Regions from separate parts of the Homo sapiens genome. Here regions 1, 3, 4 and 5 are each linked to region 2. A link is a contact called in ENCODE Hi-C or POLR2A ChIA-PET data. All regions are on one chromosome and are shown on one strand. Each heading gives the region's core, a stretch centred on a gene start or an enhancer-like site at or near the end of the contact. The rest is flanking DNA. Distances are from core to core; before and after follow the strand shown.

Evidence for each region. Hi-C counts contacts between places; a loop is a spot of excess contacts on that map. ChIA-PET counts read pairs that join two places held with the same protein, here RNA polymerase II (POLR2A). Pooled maps may share reads with other maps.
Region 1: a pooled map shows a loop between it and region 2 (28-fold over the local background). The contact joins the promoter of TRMT61B here to the promoter of SF3B6 in region 2. A Hi-C loop is called at or near these places in 8 of 50 pooled maps. POLR2A ChIA-PET finds 5 or more read pairs at or near these places in 2 of 52 experiments (B cell and CD4-positive, alpha-beta T cell).
Region 3: a pooled map shows a loop between it and region 2 (12-fold over the local background). The contact joins the promoter of GTF3C2 here to the promoter of SF3B6 in region 2. A Hi-C loop is called at or near these places in 4 of 50 pooled maps.
Region 4: a loop to region 2 is called in a map of CD4-positive, alpha-beta memory T cell, with 11 times the contacts of the local background. The contact joins the promoter of SLC5A6 here to the promoter of SF3B6 in region 2. A Hi-C loop is called at or near these places in 3 of 168 maps with a recorded cell type or tissue (CD4-positive, alpha-beta memory T cell and naive thymus-derived CD4-positive, alpha-beta T cell) and 9 of 50 pooled maps.
Region 5: a loop to region 2 is called in a map of naive thymus-derived CD4-positive, alpha-beta T cell, with 7 times the contacts of the local background. The contact joins the promoter of BABAM2-AS1 here to the promoter of SF3B6 in region 2. A Hi-C loop is called at or near these places in 1 of 168 maps with a recorded cell type or tissue (naive thymus-derived CD4-positive, alpha-beta T cell) and 7 of 50 pooled maps. POLR2A ChIA-PET finds 5 or more read pairs at or near these places in 1 of 52 experiments (activated B cell).

Annotation. Positions count from the first base shown.
Region 1 is chr2:28,868,929-28,871,628 of GRCh38, forward strand. It overlaps TRMT61B (tRNA methyltransferase 61B), which reads right to left and starts at 1,381. Exons shown (of 7, transcript NM_017910.4): 1 at 651-1,381. The coding sequence starts at 1,349. RefSeq lists enhancers at 1-405, 1,035-1,559, 1,174-1,343, 1,574-1,723.
Region 2 is chr2:24,075,038-24,077,737 of GRCh38, forward strand. It overlaps SF3B6 (splicing factor 3b subunit 6), which reads right to left and starts at 1,289. Exons shown (of 4, transcript NM_016047.4): 1 at 1,163-1,289. The coding sequence starts at 1,192. TP53I3 (tumor protein p53 inducible protein 3) reads right to left here. Exons shown (of 5, transcript NM_004881.5): 5 at 2,396-2,700. The coding sequence ends at 2,542. It also overlaps a transcript of FAM228B not described here. RefSeq lists enhancers at 575-1,107, 1,108-1,639, 1,174-1,403 and a silencer at 1,514-2,163.
Region 3 is chr2:27,355,317-27,358,016 of GRCh38, forward strand. It overlaps GTF3C2 (general transcription factor IIIC subunit 2), which reads right to left and starts at 1,448. Exons shown (of 19, transcript NM_001035521.3): 1 at 1,423-1,448. GTF3C2-AS2 (GTF3C2 antisense RNA 2) reads left to right here and starts at 1,449. Exons shown (of 4, transcript NR_183827.1): 1 at 1,449-1,540; 2 at 2,492-2,586. RefSeq lists enhancers at 842-1,455, 969-1,248, 1,299-1,638, 1,456-2,069, 1,649-1,778.
Region 4 is chr2:27,211,004-27,213,703 of GRCh38, forward strand. SLC5A6 (solute carrier family 5 member 6) reads right to left here and starts at 1,265. Exons shown (of 17, transcript NM_021095.4): 1 at 1,017-1,265; 2 at 464-530. ATRAID (all-trans retinoic acid induced differentiation factor) reads left to right here and starts at 1,038. Exons shown (of 7, transcript NM_001170795.4): 1 at 1,038-1,464; 2 at 2,174-2,295. The coding sequence starts at 1,366. RefSeq lists silencers at 702-1,021, 1,212-1,461.
Region 5 is chr2:27,889,597-27,892,475 of GRCh38, forward strand. It overlaps BABAM2-AS1 (BABAM2 antisense RNA 1), which reads right to left and starts at 1,518. Exons shown (of 1, transcript NR_028308.1): 1 at 1-1,518. It overlaps RBKS (ribokinase), which reads right to left and starts at 791. Exons shown (of 8, transcript NM_022128.3): 1 at 661-791. The coding sequence starts at 749. BABAM2 (BRISC and BRCA1 A complex member 2) reads left to right here and starts at 1,133. Exons shown (of 12, transcript NM_199191.3): 1 at 1,133-1,246. RefSeq lists a silencer at 979-1,258.

The DNA of each region.
Region 1 (2,700 bases), core at 131-2,630, 4.8 Mb after region 2:
GGGAGGCAGAGGTTGCAGGGAGCCAAGATCGCAACACTGCACTCCAGCCTGGATGACAGAGTGAGAACTTGTCTTAAAAAAAAGACTGAAACTAGGCTTTAGGCAGTTAACTTTTTAATAAAGAATAGTCATTTTATGTTTGGTGTTGAATGTTAGCTATTGTAATATAAAACTCTATTTCTTCCCTAAAAGGGGAAAAGCACCGTAATGTACCTATTGTTAATATACTCTTGTAACATGATTATTGAATATTAAAATATCATCATAGTAGTACTAAAAAATTGTTCCCTAAGAGTTCAACATTCTCTTGAGTCCTGAAGTTATAAACTTAAGAGTAATGGGGAACAAAATTAGTACTTATTATGTACGTAGTGAGTTCACATCACCCTAACAGAAAGTTGAGCTATTATCCACATTTTACAAATAAGGGACTCGAGACTCCTAAGTTAAAATTAAAATCTAGCCGTTCCCTAATGCTAATTTTCATCATGATATGTAAAAGTTATAACCATTGGTTTATTTTAAAAGCCTGAGTACAATAAAAAATCCAAACGTTCTGAGATGTCTTTGAATACATTAATCAGGACTGAGTACTGCATCTGTCTTTGCCCCTCCTGAAACCAATACACACCTTATCTCCATCGCATTACCTTTGGGAATGTTATGGCAGTCCCTCTTTTCATCAATACTACATAGTCTTCCAAGGCTGGCCTCCTCAGCATGTACTGCTTACCGAAGGAACTCCTCAGTATCTGGCCGGGGAACTTCCCCACGATCTTGCCGAACGGGACTGCCCCCCAGTTACTATTTAAGAGTCCGAAGTTGTTCAACCTAAATAATTTCTTAAATTTTGTTTCTCCCTCCCCAGTCTCAGCTAAAATCAGTTCCCCAGCCTGAAAGGGTCTCTCTCTGGAAGTTGAACAAGAAGGGGAGACGTGACGCTCTTCGACCTCGGTAGCGGACTGGGCCTGCGAGAGCATCGAAGGATCCTCGGATCCCTGGTGTGTGGGACCGCACCGGCCCTGGTCTCCGCTCGAGTCCTCGAGCTCTCGAGGGGATGACTCTTCCCGCAGCGTCGGCAGTCTGAGGTTTTCCAGTGACGAAAGACATCCAGTCCCAATGTCCGAGATGCTCAGAGGGAGAGATGGGCAAGACTCTGCTCCTGGGGCTTTCCTTTGTGCCGCCTCGTGCTCTCTTTCTCCATCTCGCAGGTCTCTAGGCGAGGACCTGCAACACAGTGACCGAGCTCCCTCGAAGGGCTCCTGCCCCAGGCCGTGCAGGAATGAATTGGTTCCGAGCCCCTGCCGCAGGCACAGCAAGACAGGACCGCGGCACCATGCCATTAGCATAGTGTTTCGCGAAGGCGCCGTCGCAGACGAGTGACGCAAGCCTAGCGCGACCCCTTCTTTCCCAGTCGCGCGCATGGCGCAGCAGCCCGATGGCTCTGCAGCTGCGTGGGGCTCTACAGCTCCGCGACTGCGCCTGCGTCGGGGAGGGGGCGGTGCGCTAGGTCAAGCTAGGGCGCGGGAGCAGCGGAGTCCTGGTTGAGTGACCATCCAAGGAATATGTCCTCGCGCGCGGCCGCCGTTTTCCTTTTCGGAATGTGGGTAAAGAATTTACCGCTAACAGACGACCTCCAGGTTCGCTCTTGGACAGCAAGATTGAGAGACAAAACTTAACAAAGCGCTGTGCAAACTGAAATCCCAGGCTTAGCTCGCTTGTGTCTTGAACACGGAAGTCACCTAGTCACCCACAAGATGTATGAGTACAGCTAACCCCCAGATGCATTTGACAGACGGCGTGGGACGCGCCACTTGCTGATTGGCTCTCCTTTCCCAGTTGACCGCGACATCCCCCAGCCCCAACTCCCTTTTGATGGGGCTGTGACCACCTGCCGGTCCCCTCACCCACCCCTCACGCCCGGAGAGTCCGAGGTTGATTCGAGTACTCACTATGTGCTTATGTAACACATGTTTTCATTATTAAAATATAACTAGTTTACCCTCCCAAAACGAAATAGAAGTGTCTTAAAATGGAAACAGGTATCTTTGGAGGCCAGAGTTATTTAGCGTTAAATATCACTAGCCTCCCAGCATTTTGGGAAGCCGACCGAGGCAAGCGGCTCATTTGAGGTCAGGAGTTCGGGACCAGCCTGGCAAATGTGGTGAAACCCCGTCTCTACTAAAAATACAAAAATTAGCTGGGCGTGGAGGCACGCACCTGTAATCCCAGCTACTCGGGAGGCTGAGGCAGGAGAAGCGCTTGAACCCGGGAGGCAGACGTTGCAGTGAGCTGAGATCTCGGCACTGCACTCCAGCCTGGGCGACTGAGCAAAACTCCTCTCGGGGGAAAAAAATTAGTCGGGCGCGATGGTGCACGCCTGTAATACCAGCTACAAGGGAGGCTGAGGCATGAGAATAGCTTGAACCCAGGAGGCGGAGGTTGCAGCGGGCCAAGATCGAGCTACCACTGCACTCCAGCCTGCGCGACACAGCAAAACTCTGTCTCAAAAAAAAAAGAAAAATCGCTAGCCTCTTTGCTGGATATTAGTTGACTGGGCAAAAGTTTATTGAGAGTCTGGCAATACGAGGCACGTTAGACACTCATTTAAGTTTCCAACAATTCTGTGTTAGAAACAAATCCATTTTATGAGTAAAAGAACTGGCCCAGGGAGATTAAATAATTTGGGGAAACCAGGAG
Region 2 (2,700 bases), core at 39-2,538:
AGAATTGCTTGAACTCAGGAGACAGAGGTTGCAGTGAGCCAAGACTGTGCCACTGCACTCCAGCCTGGGTGACAGAGTGAGAGTCCATCTCAAAAAAAAAAGTCAACTATCATCCAATTTCCCTACTTCCTATTTAAATGAGAACTCATGGACAGAGTGTCTTTGCTGTTTCCATTTTCTCAACTTCCACCATCTTTTCACCCCACTGCAATCAAGTTTTCATCCACTGAAATGATTCCTATCATCAAGGTCACCAAAAGTCTCCATTTACATATACAATGGTCAATTGCTTGTCTTTTCTTTCTTTCTTTCTTTCTTTCTGTTTTTTTTTTTTTTTTTGAGTCAGGGTCTTGCTCTGTCTCCTGGGCTGAAGTGCTGCGCAGTGGCACAATCATGGCTCAAGGCAGCCTTGAATTCCTGGGCTCAAGCAATCCTCCCACCTCAGCCTCCAAAAGTGCGGGGATTACAGGCATGAGCCACCTCACTCGGCCTAACTTCATCTTACACCTCTAAGCGTTTTACTGTTGACTAATCTCTTTTTTGAGTTTTTTTTTTTTAAAAGTTTCCGTAACACTGTACTCTCAAACACTAGAATGTAAGCAGAAGGACTTGTTTTATTCACTGCTGTATTCCCAATACGTAAGACTAGTGTCTGGCACATAGTAGCTATTCAATAAATATAATTGATGAATTATGTCCCACATGGCAAGCAGAATACATAGTAGGTGCTCAAAAAATATTGTTTTAATTAATGTGTTAATGAAGGATCCGAAAAGCACCATGATCTGAGGGGAATCCCAGGTCCTAGTTGTTGGTGAACCATTAAGTTAGTTGAGGACTCTTCTGAGATATCGACTTTAAGTCAAGGAGATAATCCTAACGCCAGGTCCTTAGGTGCGGGTCAAGCAAAGAGGCTATAGGGGTAACACTATCACTGACACTAGGGTAGAGACTGAGGAACTCTCAAAAGGGGTGGGGACAGAAATGTGGCTCAAGGAGCATATCTCTGAGGATGGGGCCGGATAGTGTCTTCGCTGACAGGATAGGAATTCTGGAGTTCTCCGCTCTGGGGACGGAGGAGGAGCAAGAATGCTCCGATCCACGCCGCTAAGAAAGTCAAACCCGAAGTTCTCCCACCCTCCGCAGAACACCCGATACTCACGTTCGCCCTCTTGGCCGCTTGCATCGCCATCTTGGCGGGCTGATGAAGTTACCGTAGCAGATACTGAAATTCCTCCGGAGCTCGCTCGGCTTCGGGGGTTACACCGCGTTAGATGCAGGACATCAACATCCAGGACCCGCCGGAAGCTGTTACAGCGGAATAGCGCCGTCTTACGCTGAGACGCGCTGACGTAGCAGCCCCCTTCGAATAGACTCCGGGGTAAAACCGAGCCTGAGCGAGACTCGAGGCCGGAAGATGGAAAGGCGAGAGTCCAAGACACTTCCGGGCTCTGTACCGTAAAGGGCGGGGCGTAGCCTCCAAAAGGCGAGATGTTCCGGTCGGGGAGGCCCTGAGCAGAGGAACCCGGGTGGAGAGGGCGGGGCCTGAGGAGGGCGGAGAGCTGGGGCGGGTCTCAGGTGAGTAACTGGGGAGCGGAGGAGGCGGGGCTTGAGCAGGGTTATGACAGGTAGGGCGGGACCCAGGTGAGTAGCGGGAGGGGGCGGGGCCTGAGGAGGGTGCGGAGAGCTGGGGTGGGGCCCAAGTGAGTATCCGGGAGGGAGCCGGGCCTGAGCAAGGCGGTGAGCTGGGGCGGGACCCAAGTGAGTAATGGAAGGGGCGGGGCCTGAGGAGGGTGGTGGCGGTGGGGCGGGGCCCAGATGTGTAGCGGGAGGTGGTGGGGCCTGAGGAGGGTGGCGAGAGGTGGGGTGGGGCCCAGGTGAGTAGCGGGCGAAGGCGGGGCCTGAGGAGGACTGAGCTGGGGCGGGACCCAGGTGAGTAGCGGAAGGGATCGGGGCCTGAGGAGGGTGGTGGAGGTGCGGCGGGGCCCAGAAGTGTAGCAGGAGGTGGTTGGGGCTGAGGAAAGTGGTGGAGGTGGGGCGGGGCTCAGATGTGTAGCGGGAGGTGGTGGGGCCTGAGGAGGGCGGCGAGAGGTGGGGTGGGGCCCAGGTGAGTAGCGGGCAGGGCTGGGGCCTGCTGTGGTGCCCACTGGTTGCGGGGCGCGCGGGCAGGTGCCGGAGGTGGTGGGCCTGGGCCTCTAGCTGTGCGCAAGGCGGAATATGTGGGGTTCTGGCGGCTTGTGTCACGGCTGACGCTGTAACTATACCCAGAATCTCCGTCCCTGGAGGGGCCCTCAGGTTGAGCGTCAGCTGATCGGGCCTCAGTAATCCCCGCTGCGACGCCCGTCCGGACTCCCACCTCAACCCCGCCGCGGCGGCCCCAGTCCGCGTGCCACCCTTCCAGTTCACTCTTTATTTCCTCATATCAGCTTTAAACGGCTCTGGAGGAAGCACCGGGTTTCTTGGCCTGTCTATTGTGAATCTTCTCCAGGTTTGCTCTGGAAAGGCCTGGGGTGGCCGCGTCCTGTCCTGCCCCATCCTCCTTCACTGGGGCAGTTCCAGGACGATCTTGCCTATGTTCTTGTTGGCCTCCATGTACTTATGGGCCTCCTGGATTTCGGTCACTGGGTAGATTCTGTCCAGAACCGGCAGCAGACGTTGGGGGCCCTCCGTGGAGAAGTGAGGCAGAATTTGCTCCGTGAA
Region 3 (2,700 bases), core at 198-2,697, 3.3 Mb after region 2:
TCGAGACCAGCCTGACCAACATGGTAAAACCCCGTCTCTACTAAAAATACAAAAGTAGCCGGGCATGGTGGCACGCGCCTGTAATTCCAGCTACTCAGGAGGCTGAGGCAGGAGAATCGCTTGAACCCGGGAGGCGGAGGTTGCAGTGAGCCGAGATCACGCCACTGCACTCCAGCCTGGGCAACAAGAACAAAACTCCGTATCAAAAAAAAAAAAAATACACTTCTCATGGAAGGCAGCAGCAGGATGTAATGGTACAAATTCTGGATACACAGTAAAGGAATAGATGATCAGTAAATTCGTACTGAGTTTCTAAAACCTTCCATTGCACCCCAATCTGTCTGGTTCCCATGCTGCTCCAGGATGCCAGCTTGACCTCCCCAGCCAAGAAAAAATAATGACACAACACTGCACCTTAAGTATGAAATTACTTTGAATACACTGCTTAGCTTAATATATTGTTTCCTAAAGTGTTCCTAGGGTACAACTGGCGGTATGCAAGATGATTTTAATGGTACGAAAACGAACATTTTAATGACTAGTGCTTTTATTTCAACTTACATAAACAATTATAAGTAGCCCATGAAACCCACGGTTTCATTTATATTGCTTAGGTCGAGACTAATGCATTTAAACTTTTTAAGTAAGTCAATTTAAAGAGAACTATTCAGAAAACAATAGTACAATTGATAAGAGATTGCAAAAATAGTGATGGCACGGGATTGACTTAAAATTGTATATGCCTCTGGAACAAAGAGGTTTGTCCATACCCTATACATCCCTCCAACAAAGTGAGTTGCCTCCGACGGAGTTGAAGTCGCCACCTCTGACTTCCCCAACAGGCAGCCAACTTGCCACGGGACAAAAGGACTAGACAGGGAAACACAACTGGCCCTTGGTTACGCCAATGGCGTTGCAGCGCGCGGGGCACAACCCTCGGGGTTAAAGAGCCTCCTCGAGGAAGAGGCTGGGACACAGCTGAAAGAGATTGACCCACAACCACTCTAGGGGCCATCACCTGCCCTTCTTCAGTCCTGGGCGTGAAGGTAGATTTCTCCCCTAGCCTGTGCGGGAGAGGAGCCCTGGTTTTTCTAACAAGGACTACTGTAGGTTCGCCGAGTTCGAGGGACGCTACGTATGCAGCGCCTACGCCCGGACACAGGCTTCCGCGTTACCGACACCGCGTGGGGGAGGAGGGCAAGACCCGAGGCTTGCAGAGATGGGGGGTGCACGGTGGCCACAGTAGGGAAGGTGCGGAGCATGATGGTGCTCTGTAGGAGCGCAGACGCTGAAAGGCGCGCTGCTGTGGCTGGGAGAAGAGCGGAGCCAGGAGTTTGTTCCCAATATCTTAGTGCTATGGCAAAAGAAGGGGGAGGAGTAATTGTGGGGCCCCCCACACACCCGCTGCGGCGATACACTCACCCTCGCCAAAGTCCTTCCGGAAGTCTAAGTTCGAAGATGGCGCCGCCTGTCTGGTCGCGGTCTTATGACGAAATCTTGTTAGCTGCTCTTCACTGACGCCCCCACCCCAGTGCACAAGGTAAACACGTGTGCTTGGTCCGGAGTCGGTGCCGGGCTAGTTTTCTCTTAGACTCTGTATTCCATAATGCAGCGCGGCCAGAGTCACCGAGCCCTCCGAAGCCAGCCGAGTTCCAGGGCGTCTTCAGCGGCGCCAGGGACGCTGCAGGGCCTCATGGGAGTTGCAGTGTCAAAAAGGGGAGATCGACGCCTGCGCGGCCAACGGGATCCCACGCGGCCTCGACGGGAGCCGGGAGTAGGCGGACTCCCAGGCCGGGCTCGCGCTCTGGATCCCTGAATCCGGCCTTTCCGGCCGGACTGCCGCGCCTGTGGCCGGAAGAGCCAGCTAGACCAGAGAGTCTGTACCTGCAACCCTGGCGGCGTCCGAGCCCAAGGCGGAGTCTGGGAGACAAAGAAGTCCTCGCCGCCGGCCGCTGGAGGATTCTGCCAGTAGTGAAGTCAGGGATGGGCCCGAGAGAGCTTGGAAAGAGGACAAGGAAGGGAAGGAGTAGGAGTAGAAAAGCATGACTTTGGCTGGGTATGGTAGCTCCTGTCTGTAATCCCAGCACTTTGGGAGGCCAAGGCGGGGGAGGATCACTTGAGCCCAGGAATTCGATACCAGCCTGGGCAACATAGTGAGACCCCGTTTTTATTTTTATTTTTATTTTTTCCTGAGATGGAGTCTTGCTCTGTCCCCAGGCTGGAGTGCAGTGGCGCGATCTCGGCTCACTGCAAACTCCGCCTCCCGGGTTCAAGCAATTGTCCTGCCTCAGCCTCCCGAGTAGCTGAGATTACAGGCGCCCGCCACCAAGCCCGGATAATTTTTGTCTTTTTAGTAGAGAAGGGGTTTCACTATGTTGGCCAGGCTGGTCTCGAACTCCTGACCTTGTGATACGCCTGCCTCAGCCTCCCAAAGTGCTGGGATTACAGGCATGAGCCACCGCGCCCGGCCTAATTTTTTAATTTTTTCTAGAGATGGGGTCTCGTTATGTTGACCAGGCTGGTCTTGAACACCTGACCTGAAGTGATCCTCTTGCCTCAGCCTCCCATAGTGCTGCGATCACAGGTGTAAGTCACTGAGTTTGGCCATTATTCCATTTCTGTACACAAAAACCTTTCTCATTCTGTGCTATAACTAGTTAGCATTTAATTGGGTGGATGTGGTATAACTAGTGCCTTGTT
Region 4 (2,700 bases), core at 15-2,514, 3.1 Mb after region 2:
ACAGAGCGAGACTCCGTCTCAAAATAAAAATAAAAATAAAAATAAAAACCTGAACTCACTTTGGTCACACACTGCAGTGGATCGCATTGACTCCTACAAAAGGCAATGAGACCACTGCAGGACTAACTGTTCCAAAAAGATTCCCTCAAAATCTGTCCTGGGGCCTATAATTCCTCAAGGTGTGAAAGGCTTTGGGGGCCCTCCTTAAAATGCTAATAGCTACTAACACCTTAGAAAATTTGCCAGCCAGCTAAACGTAAACCTTTCAGGAACTTCCAGGCAGACACCATGGGGGTAATGTGGAAGGGAAGCCTGGCTCGGCTACTCGAGATGATCACTTGGGTCGGCTTTAAGGAGCTTTCTGGCTGGCCCTAACCAACACTGTCGCGCCGGGAGCAGGGATCCCCTGGCGCCCTTCAGTCAGGGCGCTGGCCCACCCTGGGGCAGCAACGCACTCCCTTACCTCCGTGGTTCAGTCAGAGCTAGGAAGGTCCCTTTGTGCTTCCTGAGATCAACATCGCTCCCTTTTCCTGGGAAGGCAAAGAAAATGAGTTAGGGAAGCGTCTATCCCGCTCCTACCTCCTCGCCAGGCTCCGGGACGCTATGCGCTATCAGCATTGAGGTGAAGAGGACTAGGTGCCCGGGGCGATCCAGGCTCGTGTCCTCCCGCTGGAGTTTGAGGTTTGCCCTTCCCTCATCACCCTCACCCTCGTTCTTTCTCGGTTTCCCGCTTCCCTCTACGCGGCGGAGACCACCACCTTACCGCTCGCACTTAAGATCTCAGACCCACGCCGGAGGCCGGCTCGCTCCGCCCCTCCCCGCCCCCTTGTCCCCGCCCCGGCTCAGACGCCGCTCCCCGGTGCCTCTCGGCACCGGCTCACGCTCTCCAGGCCCACCTGCCCGGTCTCCACACGTGGGTAGCCAGAGCCCGGCCGAGAGCCCTGGCCGGGAGCCCGCGGGGGCCCCGCCCCCTGCCCGCCCCCTGCCCGCCCCGCTCGCCGTGCCGCCATGTTTACTGAGGGCGGATGGAGGGGCCCGAGTTTCTGCGAAGCCGCGACCTCGGCGTCCGGACGCGGGGAACACCGGGCTGAGGGAGTCTGCAGTCGGCTCCGGGAAGCCGCGCGGCGACGGGGGAGGCCTTCACTAAAGGGGAAAAGGAAGAGGGGGTCGGCCAGTATCCCCGAAAGAGGGCTAGGGCGCATGAAGACCAGCGCAGAGCTCCACGAGCAGGAAAAGCCCCCAAGCAGCCCCAGGGCGACTGGACCGGGCCGCTTAGGCCACGCCCGGGGAAGAGGGCCTGACGCGCTGCGGGGCGGGGCCGCGGGGCCGGGTCGCGCGAGCAGCGGAGCACCAAGGGAACGGAAAATGGCGCCTCACGACCCGGGTAGTCTTACGACCCTGGTGCCCTGGGCTGCCGCCCTGCTCCTCGCTCTGGGCGTGGAAAGGGCTCTGGCGCTACCCGAGGTACAGAAGCAAGTTTGAGGTCGGGCTGAAGCAGGGTCGCTGGCCAGCCGTGCGTCGCGCTCGCCAGCGGCTCCCCCTTCTCCTCGGCGGGCCTGCGGTTCTGATTTCGTCCCTGACGCTTCCCGACCCTGCCCAGCCAGGTCCTGTTCCCAAGTACTCACGTCGTGCAGGCCTTCGGCGCCCCAGTCCTGCCGACTTTCAAAGACCTGTGAAACTTGATTTCGCCCCTTAATTTTAGAATAACTTTAAGTTCTTTCTACAGACGGGTCCTCTGCCTCTTGTGTAATCTCTCTACGCACGAACGCCATATATCGTGCGGTGGTAGGGCTGTACTTTTGTAATGCTTGATGAGTTCTTTACGTACCTGCGGTCGTTTTACACCGCGCCAAACTAGGGCTGTCAGATTGAGAAGTCTCTGCAGAAAGCATAATAAATAAGTTCGAATAGTGATCTTCAGAGATGAGGACCTTCCCTGTGCGATATCTGGTACTGAAAGTGTCGGGAGCTGATTCGGCGCAGGACTCTGGAGGAAGAGATGGCATCTCCTAGCCTAGCCTGTTACAAGGGTGGGACACGAGCCGTTTATCCATTTATCGGCCCCGTGTTAGAGGAATTCTGGAAACGTGTACTGGCAGTTAATTCTTGATCGCCGTTTGTTCTTTTCTTGGCTTTTCTTTCTGGAGTTCTAATGTTTCTTTCTCTTCTGCAGATATGCACCCAATGTCCAGGGAGCGTGCAAAATTTGTCAAAAGTGGCCTTTTATTGTAAAACGACACGAGAGCTAATGCTGCATGCCCGTTGCTGCCTGAATCAGAAGGGCACCATCTTGGGGTGAGGGGAAGACATCCCTAGATGCTGGATACAGGCCATTCCTTAGCCTGGCTGCTTTTATACCCTTATATTATTTAAAGAATCCACCTATTATGGTTTCAGCTGTAATCATCACGCAGATGTCTACCAAAACTAGATCTCTTTAGTGTCTTTTTTAACCTTTCCACACTCCAGGTACATACGGGTACCTCTAGCTTCCTATTAAGCATTTCCTACTGAGTGCACCCTAACTTCAAACTCAAAATGTTATGTTTTGCTTCCATTCTCTTCTTTCCTTCATCTACCTAAATACTTCTCTGTATTAAGCTTTTAGAAAACCAACATTTTCCATTATCACTCTCTTGCTTTAATACTATATTTAGTATTAAATTTTGTCTCAGGACAAAATTCAAACCATTAAGTACC
Region 5 (2,879 bases), core at 268-2,767, 3.8 Mb after region 2:
TTGGCATATTTTCTATCATAATTTGATCATCGTTTTCAGAGGTTGTAAATACTGTGTTTATGTTTTTATTTTGATTCATACTTGGCTTGCTGAAAAATACGCTGTAAATATAAAATACTGCAGTAATGCCGACAATCAACATGGTGAAAGGTGACAGTCTTTTTGATTTCTGCTCAACTCATTATTTTATACAATAAGCTCAGACGAATAATACCCAATTTGGATAATGTTACGCTTGACAAAACACTTTACTTCATTTAGTCCTCACAACAACCCTGTGAGGTAGGCACATTCTCGGAGGTAAAATGACGTGGGCAAAGTTCCCTGGCTCGTTTGGGGAAAGGCTCAGCAGCCGGGCCAAGAAAGGTCTTTGGGGGCGCAAGTCTTTGGAGGGCAGGTCTTTGGGGAGCGCTTTGAGTAATATTAGAGCTTTCACTAAACCCTGGCCTATTACGTCCCCTCCCCTGAGATTTACCTTTATATACTCAAGTTCTTTCATGCCAGGAAGGTAGGCTGAAGGCTTCGAAAACCTGCAGCTCATACCCAAAGCTAGCACTGTCTATCCCTGGAGACCCAGCGCCCAAAAGCTCCACTGGGCGCATAGCGCACGGCACGCCTCCTCCCCCGAGCCGCAGACTGAGTAACTGGCCCCGGACTAACCTGACCAGGTCGGTCATGCAGGAGCCCACCACTACCACCGCCGCCACCTCCTCTTGCCACTGCCTCTGGGGTTCCCCAGACGCCGCCATCGCTCAAAGGTGCTGCTGTCCAACCTGGACGGTGACCTCTGCCCTTTGCCCGACCCCGTAACCAGAGACGCCACTCCTGCCCTCCCTAACGACGCGGGCCTTTCAGACGCCTACGCGGGTCGCCCACCTGACTGCCCGAAATCACCCCGCCCACCAAGTGTCCCCTCTTCTTCCTGGAATAGTCTCGGTGCACAGCCTCACGTAACAGGGCCCTCCTGATATGGCGAGACTCCGCGCTCCTCGTCACTCACGGGGCAGGCGCTGAGGAAGGAACTGTCAGGCACCGCGGGGACGCCTTTCCGAGCGCCCGGCTCGGCGCGGCGCGGGGGCGCGCACGCCGCCCAGCTTCGGGGCCGCAGAGGGGGCGGGGCGGGACGTCCGGGGAGTGCGCACGCATCCTGCCCGCGGCGCGCGCGCAGGTCGGTGCGTCTGTCGGGGGCGCGCTCGGGTACCTGTACCCCACGTAGTCGCCGGTTACCGATCGGACTAAGTTCCAGGTACCTGGACTGGGGCTGGTGCGGGGAGGTTGGATCCCGAGTCGCACAGGTGGCGTGGAGAACTGTGGTTTAAATATGGCCAGGGGACTCGCCTCCTCTTCCTATGGAGAAGGCCCCCGTTCCAAAGATGCCCTTCTCATCCCCATCACGCTGATTCCCTCAAGAACGAGCCCCCAAGGCCAGAGGCGTCTCTTTCTCCATATCTGGCCCATCCCCTGGTTCCTGTAAACCCCGAGTATTAGTTCCTTGTTGCCTGATGAGGGGAATCATACAGTTTGGAAGAGGGGAGAGTGTCCCTTTTTAAGACGTCCCCTAGAGTGGGGTGGTCATTCTTCGGGTCTGAGCTAACTTGTTTTTCTCGAATGTTGCCCCTTGGGGGAAATTGCTTCCCCAGTGTAACTTCCCTCGTGCGCTGTATGACGTCGACGTGACGCAGCAGGATGCCACCCCTTTCCGTTCCATGACGTCAGCAGGGCACATGTTTCCGTGTTTGTCATCTCATTTTAATTGCAAGAACCTGGATGGTGCTTTAGACGTCTTTGTAATCCCCAGGCCTCTCATCAAAGGACCTTTTGTAACTTTATTTTGGGGTAGCAGACCCTTGCAAAAATTGTAATTTTGCATTTTCCTTTTGCAATACGTCAAAATCAGGAAATACAAATTGCAGTAGTAGTATTCAGGGGACTCTGACCACCGTAAATATTTGTATATCTGGGGTGTATTATAGTGCTGCCATGCGTAAGAGTTACTACCGGTGGTGACTCCCTGTCCATGTACCCGGTTCACTGCACCAAAGGACCAGTGTTTTTGGCTAAGTGACTTCTGATTTTGGAGTCATTGTGTTCCACTCCCCACCCCCCGCCCTTTTTTTTTAGAGAAGTCACACCTCCTCATGGTTGAAATAGATTTTAATACTGCGTGAAACCTTGCACTGTTAAAACATAGTATTATGGCTGCCCTGGAAATAGAATTCATTCCCTCAGGTGTCATCCTAAAGTCACGACCGTTGCTGAATTAGAATGTATTGTTGTCACTTAGTATGGTTTGGCTTCTAGAGCAAGGCTGTTCCCTTTAACATTTGACTAGTGAATCACTCAGACCAGGTTCAGCAGTAGGTCAGCAATAGTCCAGTTTGTTTTTAGTGGTAAAGCAATCATTTGTTTAAATTTTTACTTTTTGTCTGTTCACATTTTATAAGATATACGCTTTACAAAATCACCTTGATGCTTTTCTCTTTGGTGATAGAAGTTATCAATGTTTATTTGAGAGAAAGATGGGTATAGTGGACTTGGAGAATCCGGATTTGGATTCTGATCCTCCAGCTTCCAACATTCAACAAGTTATTTTATTTTGCTGAGCTTTAATTTTCTATTTGTCAAGTTTCTTTAGCTTCCACTTGTCAAATGGGAACAATTATTGTTCTCAGGGAACAGAGTTGGGGAAATGTAAATGAAATTACAGATAGAGATGAGTAATATAATGCCTGATAATGGGTAGATAGGTGTCTAGAATGTGTTGGTTCTGTTTCCTTCTTTTGTAGAAGCAAGAGATAAAGTAATAATGGGTACTGTGGGGAAAAACACAGAAGAACAATTCGGTAATATAGGTGAGACCCTTTTGCTTTTTTATAAGA